3 separate regions of the Homo sapiens genome follow, and all the other regions are linked to region 3. Evidence: chromatin loops called from intact Hi-C (ENCODE). Cell type or tissue: gastrocnemius medialis. All regions are shown on one strand.

Evidence for each region. Hi-C counts contacts between places; a loop is a spot of excess contacts. Peaks named below come from ENCODE experiments on the same cell type or tissue, not always from the same donor. Only the 100,000 strongest peaks of a DNase experiment are listed, where the experiment ranks them.
Region 1: a loop joins it to region 3, with 10 times the contacts of the local background. A loop is called at or near these places in 3 of 110 quality-filtered maps.
Region 2: it touches region 3 in a loop (8-fold over the local background); 4 of 110 quality-filtered maps call a loop at or near these places.

The regions. Positions count from the first base shown.
Region 1 is chr5:38,165,835-38,168,334 of GRCh38, reverse strand. All of the region lies in intron 2 of LINC02107 (long intergenic non-protein coding RNA 2107), which reads right to left. Among named protein-coding and RNA genes, the nearest start is that of LINC02119, 19 kb to the right of the region's middle. In gastrocnemius medialis, a CTCF peak has its summit at 1,314; DNase peaks (open chromatin) are centred at 684 and 1,294; H3K4me3 peaks cover 667 bases; H3K27ac peaks cover 2,500 bases.
Region 2 is chr5:37,811,006-37,813,505 of GRCh38, reverse strand. It overlaps GDNF (glial cell derived neurotrophic factor), which reads left to right. Exons shown (of 3, transcript NM_000514.4): 3 at 1-829. Among named protein-coding and RNA genes, the nearest start is that of GDNF-AS1, 28 kb to the left of the region's middle. In gastrocnemius medialis, no CTCF peak of the experiment used is centred here; DNase peaks (open chromatin) are centred at 981 and 1,415; H3K27ac peaks cover 1,168 bases.
Region 3 is chr5:37,722,391-37,724,890 of GRCh38, reverse strand. It overlaps WDR70 (WD repeat domain 70), which reads right to left. Exons shown (of 18, transcript NM_018034.4): 15 at 1,957-2,036. Among named protein-coding and RNA genes, the nearest start is that of GDNF-AS1, 120 kb to the left of the region's middle. RefSeq lists an enhancer at 1-859. In gastrocnemius medialis, a CTCF peak has its summit at 1,264; DNase peaks (open chromatin) are centred at 990 and 1,250; H3K27ac peaks cover 1,865 bases.

The DNA of each region.
Region 1 (2,500 bases), 440 kb before region 3:
CCTTCAAAGGCAGGTGAGAGTTCTTGCCCCAGGGGGGAAGGGGAAAAGAAGGGCATATCCCACCCTGGGCCAGCAGAACTGGTGCTGCAGAGGCAGGGACCTGTGCTGCAGGCACAAAGCTCTGCACTAGCAAATCTAAAAATACCCACCCTGTCTAGTTTTTTCTTTCCCTCTTGGTCTCTTACTTTTCTTCTCACCCGCCTTCCTATTTTCTTCCTTCTCTGATGATCCTTTCTGCCAACCCTGGGACTCACTTTCTCATCTCTCCAGGGAATCTCTGACCAGCTGGAGGGGCCAAAACCTTGCAGGACTCCCCGCGGTTCAGGTACAGGTTGGCAGCAGCTCCGGAGTCCCCCACCCGCCTCGACTCAGTTCTTTCAAATGCCAATTAACAGGTGTCAGAAATGCTGGTCTGGGTAAGAGATCCATGTCTGCATAACAACCCAACTGTTTTGGCTCCCCACCCGTGAGCATAAATATCGTGGTGTTTGAGCCCTTGGGGCCTGTGGAGTTTACAAGTATGCTGTCAAGATCTCTTCATTGGGCTAGTGCTTGAAGTGCTGCCAAAAAGCGAGGGGACTCCTGTGCTTTTATGTGTTCCCAAGCACAGGCCGCCCTGGCTCCAGGAGGAGCCCTCTGGGGACCGAGTGTCAGTGTGAATCTCAAACAGCAAGCTGACATTCCGGTTGGGAGTGTGACAGTGCATGCCTGGGTGATGATGCCAGGGCGGCAGGTGACACGGGTCCACCACAGAGGGGGAGCGTAATTGGAGTGGCTTCTAGTTACATGTCCTCAGAGCTCTGAAGGATGGAATCAGGGTCGGAGGAACAGTTAGAAAATGATGTTACAAAATCCGGATATCCTGATCAAATTGAGACCACTGAGATGGAGCATTCAGAGCACAGATGATACCAGTGTTCCCAGAAAAGGCATCCAACATGGGCTCATCTAGGACTAATGACATTGCAAGCCAGAGATACAGACCACGGTCAACCAGTGAAATACACCCGCACACATGTGCACACGCACACACACACACACGTGGGCATCCATGTGATGGGCCCTAGAAGCCCAGAGGAACCCCGCTTTTAGGGCACTCCCCTCCCCCAGGCCTCACCACAGCCACTGAGGACCTGACTCTGGATAAACATCTGAAAACAGAGTGGCTGCCAGGGAGGAGAAAAAAGAGGAGAGGGTGGAATGGGATGGGCGGGGCATGGCGACAGGAAGAGCTCAAAAGATTCGCAAGTTGGGTGACTACCAAGGTCGGCTTGTCTCAGAGGGCAGCAGGGCCATGGCCTGGCGGGTGGTGGGGCAGCAGGCGTTGGCTGGCTTCTGCCGTGTGGGGCAGCATTTCTCCGCCTTCACCACCCCACCTCGGGCTCTGTTCAGAGGTCACATCTAGGAGAGATTCTTGGACCATTTGTCGACTTGGTTCCACCCCAACGAGAACCATATCAAAAGGCTGAGCACACTTGACCTCATCAGCTTTGGGCTCTGCACAGCAGGTTGGAAAAATCCCCAGTAAGAGGCCTCATGGGAGGACTACATCACTGTCCCCCTCGGGCCCAGACTGGTTATGCTTTGTAATAATTGTTCTAGAAACCTTGGTGGAAACGAGGAAAGCTTCCCGAATCTCCCCTAACTCTTTTGCCATTTGTCATAGAAGTCCAGAATATTCTAGATTTTATATTTGTGGGGACCAGCACCAGAAAGAGGCAGAGAAGTATACGGGATCACATACTTCTTTGGTGGTAAACCCCTGCCTCTTTGTCTCTATTACTCTTTCCATTAAATTCCTCCTTGTTCTCTTGGTCTTCTTTGTATCCATTAACTTATGGAGAAGATAACTTTCGATAATTAAATGTGTCCTTAGGAATATTTACTCGCCCCTGAGTTACATTAGAAACTCTGAGAACAGAGGAAGATGGCCTTTATTTCTTTGCTCCCTGGTCTGATTTAACTTTATGAGTCTCCATGCAGTGCCTACTCCATGAGCTGCTTTCCTGATTTGAGGGGAAAATACAGTCCACACAGACACTATCCTGAGAATCGCCCCGTGAGCCTTTCCAGAATCCCAAAGATGACGTACAGTCCTGCCCCTCAAATGTCAGGATTTGGAAGAAGTCGCCTGCCTCCAAGCGAAAGCCAGATGCCTGGAGAGGTGAAATAGGAAGCTCTCACAAGGATGAGATCAGATCTCTCTAAAAGAAATCTCGTTGGATGAAGACAGAAAACAAATAATTTCCCCCAACAGAGGAAAGCTATTTGTTTATCTGTTCCATGGGGGCCAGAGGACCTGGAGCTGTAAAATCTGAAGGCAGTGTATGTTTTAGAAAGTTGTCGATGGGATCATTTTTATTGTACAGTGCATGGCCCTAAGATGGCCAAAGGGGAGTGTCAGAGCCTCGAATCTTTCCCTTTTTTTGGGAGGCCACTCTGGGCAGACATTTCGCTGATCATAATCACTTTTATATGTAACTGGACCTTAATTCATTTG
Region 2 (2,500 bases), 89 kb before region 3:
AGATTGTGAATTTATCGGGCAGCCAACACATGTATGACACACTAGGCCCTGTATTACAGCTTGTTACGCATTTCATAAAAGGGATTTTCATTAAGGAGATAATCTATTACTACCTACCTTAGTGGCTACTAGTATAAAACTATGACAGATTTAGCAATTAAATGAAATACTGGCCTCCATCAAATAATCATAGTAACAAGAAGCAGCAGTTACCAGACATCTGATCCCCTTCCCCCAAAATACCCAAATTCTTCATGGTTCTGCCCTTCTCTGTCCTTTCTGCTCCCCTTGCTCGCCTGGGAAATGGAGGAAAGGCCTTCCCTCTCACACTGTCTTGGGATCTTGCTGAGAATTCAGACTGCTCGAAACAGTGACAAACCCCAGCCATCCAGTCATTCGTGGAGCACAATTTGGATGTGGCCCCAGGGGCATCTGTCCCATTCAGAGAACCTTGGCAGTGCGATGGCCACTGTTCCCAGGCTTCAACCTCAGTGACCCCCCCCAACAACTCCCCATGGAGAGTCCCTGCCCAAAAAAGCTGTAGGATCCAAGGGGTGTCAATAGCTCGTTCCCGGCATCACCTACACACCACAAGCAGGTTTTAATGGAAGCAAGTTGCTCCACCAAATCCACAAAAGGGTAAAGTTTGTGATTTTTCTTTATCATTGCGATCACCATCTGATACCGTAAGGAGTGCACTTGTTTGGAAGTTCTGACTTCTCTGATCTGTCTTGGTCGTTTGTGTTATAAAACCAAAGTTCTCTACAGACTTTATTTTTGTACAATATCATTTTGTAACTTTTTACAAATAAAAACTCATTTCTATTGCTCTCTGTACTTCTGTACTTCCTTGCATGCACTGGGCCAGGCAGCCATCCACAAGTATTTCTTAGGAATCACCCCCTTCTTACCACACAGCCCACTGGATGGTCAGTGGCCTTGCCTATCAACTCCCAGCAACCAATCACCCACTCAGGAGGGACAAAACTTGCAAAATTGTTCTTATTCATTCAACAAACCCTTATGGTGTGCCTACACTGTGCCAGGCACTGTTCCTGGCACCAGGGCTCTAATGGTGACCAAAGCAAAAACCGCTGTCCTCCTGGAGTTATTTTATTTGCGGGGAGACAGACAACATTCAAAAAAGTAAAATATGTAGTGATCCCTGTGTTGAGAAACGCTAAAAGAATACAAACAGGATCCTATAATATAGACACTAACAGGGGAGCTTGCTTTAATTAGAAATGACTTTAAGACCGAAGTTAAGAAACAGTGCCAACAGATCAGGAGCGTCCCAGGCAGAAGAAGCAGCTTGTATGAAACTGAGTCACGTCACAGACTGCCTTGTGACTATCAAAAGGCGGCCTTGCATGGTGCTCTATGGCTCTTCTGCATGGCCCCAGCCTAGGCTGCCCCATGGATGGCATTTGTGCTGCACTAGCCTTTGCCTGAAATGCCCCCTCTTCCCGATGCACGCCGTCCCTGCGTGGAGACTTGGTGGAGTCACGGGTACCAACCTGTGGGTTCAGGCATTCAGAGTCCTTCTGCCAGGACTGGCTGGAAGAGGCTCCAGGGTGGTGCTGAGGCCAGCTGCGTTTTCTCCAAGCCAAAATTCCAGTCCAAAGTCAGTGACTTGGAGCGGGAACATAAGATGGTAAAACTCCTGCTTACCTCCTCTCCCTTTTTAGAGCTATTTTCCCAAAGTGTGTCCAGGATTACTTACCCAGTGAGATGCTCCTCAAATTTAAAAAAAAAAAAAGGGAGGAGGACAGGATGGTTCTCTGATCAAATAACTTTGGAAAATACTGAGTTAAATAGCATCAACCCATGCTTTAAGGTTTAAAATATAACTGTAGAGCTTATCAGAGCCTTTATTGGGCCAATGATTGTTTCACAGTCCAGGGGAGGGTGTCGTGTGCAGAATTCCCCATGTAGACGTGACCATGGATCCATGGGTTCATTGTTTTGTCTTCTTTCTCATCACACCTGGTGACCACCCTGGAAACTATTTTGGGCCATCTTGCGTGTTCCTGTGAGTTTCATGGTGAGTCACGAGCTGTACTAGAGATTAATAAGAGGCAGAAACTACTGGGCAGCTCCCTACTGGGAGGGCACCCCTCCCCAAACACACAACACACACACACACACACACACACACACACACACACACACACACACACGGTATTTGGACCCTGGTTTCTTGCTCAGCATGAATAACAAAACGATTAACCAGTGGTCAACTTTAGAAACTTCCTTAACCAAGAAAAGGAGAATGTGCTGAGAGCTGGGAAGTCCCCAGCAGCCTGGGGGCGCCTGCACCTTGCTCCCCCGTCCTTCTTGGGCTGGTGCTTTGCTGGTCTGCAGCCCTGAGTGCGCGCCACCCCTCACTGCGATCCCCAGAGGGAAGGCCATGCTGTTGGCCTCCAGCTCTGAAATCCGCGCTGCAGAGAAGGGTGGAAGAGCACTGGGTGAGGAGCTTGGATACTGGTCCCGACCGCCT
Region 3 (2,500 bases):
TTCCCATCCAAAAACATAGTTAAAGCATGACTAACTGAAAGATGAAATGGAAGTCATAATGACAGTCTTGATCTGATAATAAAAGACAGTCTTACTGTAACCAATTAGCCAATTTTGCTTGAGACCAGACTCACTGGTCACCTCTCCTGGCAGCTAACAGCACTCAGGAAATACTGTCAAATATTGTCATGGAAACATCGGTGAGGCTCCCCATCTCCCAAACCATGGGTAGCAGTTAAAACTTAATTACCGTGGTTTTGAAAAGAAACACATATTGGGACTGCCTCTTATTTTTTCTTACAGGACCCAAATGTGAATAATGCCAACAGCTTGCTGTCAGCCCTGAAGTTTCCTCAGATGTCTCATAAACACTGGAATCACTTCACACGTTTCTGAAATGTGACCACCTCTCAGGAGGAGTTGACAACACTGAGTAACCGGAAGGGAGGAACACTTATCCCACTGAAACTGGGATAAAGGTTGCCATGAATGCAAGAGGTGCCTAAATCTCTTGGCATGGGGACTTAATGGGGCCTTATCCCTCCTGCTATATGGTAGCAAAATAAGAAAATAAAAACCAAAGTAATATGCGTTCAATTGCTGTTACTGTTTACTCAATGTCAAAATTAAATTTCAGAATATAAAAGATTATAAGAATTTAAAAAGGAAAACAGTATAATATTCTAGGGGAAAAGGAAAGAGTTATTAGGGGAAGTATTAAATAACTCCCTTTTTTTGCCCCAGAAAAGTACTAGCAGTTTCTTTTGACTCTTACGTGCAGATTAAACCCCCTTTAAAAGAAACTTTTCCCGGGGGACCAGGGGAAGGAAGGGAAAGGTTAAAGGGAATTTATAATATCAATAAAATGTCTATAACACCTCAAAACCTCTTCCAGTATCCCCTCCTACCTTCTACCTATACTGCCAACTGAGGCCAGACCATATCACTCACCAGTAAAACATGCCTGCCTTGAGTCAGGGGAGCTGAGAAACATAGCCACCCGTCACTCAGTTGGGCAACACAACACAACAGTATTTTTAGGAGGGGGAAAATAGCTTTTCACTTCAAACGACTGGAGGAATTTAAGTAGGCCGCATGTAATTACATGAGCTAGACTAGTTATGACACTGACTTTAACACTTCTACTCTTGCAAAAAGTGTCATGGGATCTCTTTACTGGTCATAAGCTCCAAGGGACTTGGTCTCATATGAGACCCACCACCAGTGAGAAAACCCAGCAGTACAGCGCCCCCTGGGCTCCAGACTGAGTCACTGATAAAGTCCACAGGGCCATCCACTAATGATAATCGCTGTAGCATCCATTATTTCTTTCCTAGCTGTCACCTGTTGCAGGTTTGAGATTGTGGCTCTGGGAACACACATCTGCCAGATTAATGAGGTTGTGTGACATACGTGAGAGAAACCACTCTGCCCTAGTAAGCTTTCTACTCATACCCCAGGTAGTTAATTTTATATACAAATTCCTGTGGATCAGTCTAGCACATGGTCATAGAATTTCAGAGAAAGCTGGAAGAGACCCTTCCTCTGGTCGCCACACTTCCCTGATTAAAAGTTAAGTTGTTCAACATCACATTGCCACTCAGTGGTGGAACTGGACAAACCCAGGCCTCCTGATTCCAAGACCAGCACTCTTTCTTGTTCACACTTGGAATAGACTGTTACTCTTGAAAAAACTGCTATAAAGTAATGTATTGGACTCGAACAGGCTTTTCCCTTTTGGGTTGAAAGCTGCATGAAATAACCCTGTCCCTGTGATGAGTCACAGAAGCCACAGAGGTTAGCTGTTACATGACTCGTAGTCCTATCCACATGAATGGGCAATTTTGTAATATATGCCTGAATTCTGAGGGCTTTCTCTGTCTCTAAAGCTATGCAATCAAAACCACATGAGAGTAGAAGAGAGATGCATGATTGAGAGGCATGTTAACGACTTACGGGTGATGATGTAGTCCTGAGTTAGAGTCTCAGCTTGTTTTGCCTTCCGCTGGGTTTTAACCACACATAATTTTGCTCCCCTAACGGGTGTAAAAGCAAATTATTTTCTTTACTTGGTCTTAGAAACAGAAAATTTCATGTTGAAAACATGAGATACTTTCAGGAACATACTCTGTGCATGCACTCCATCTACACAAGTACTTGACTTTCTGAGGGATGGCAACAGATGGGCTCTCAGTGATAAAAGCTTAAACTTATGGAAAAGCAAGTCTGTCAGTCAGTGGTTATTAACAAGCAAGAGGGTTGGAGAGGTAACAGGGCAACAGGACACAAGTTTACAAAACCTATAGGAATAATGTGAAATTTTAAGATCTTAAATAATAAAATTACCCAACCTTTTCACTCTAAAGGTCACAGGGTTAAAATTTTAGTTTATGTCTCAGACTAAAGCAACCTGGGTGGTCTACACCCCAAATGGCATATGTCCACTTTTCAAATACAAGAGTACAAGTGTCTGGAACTGAGTTGGCTTGGCAGTGTTGCC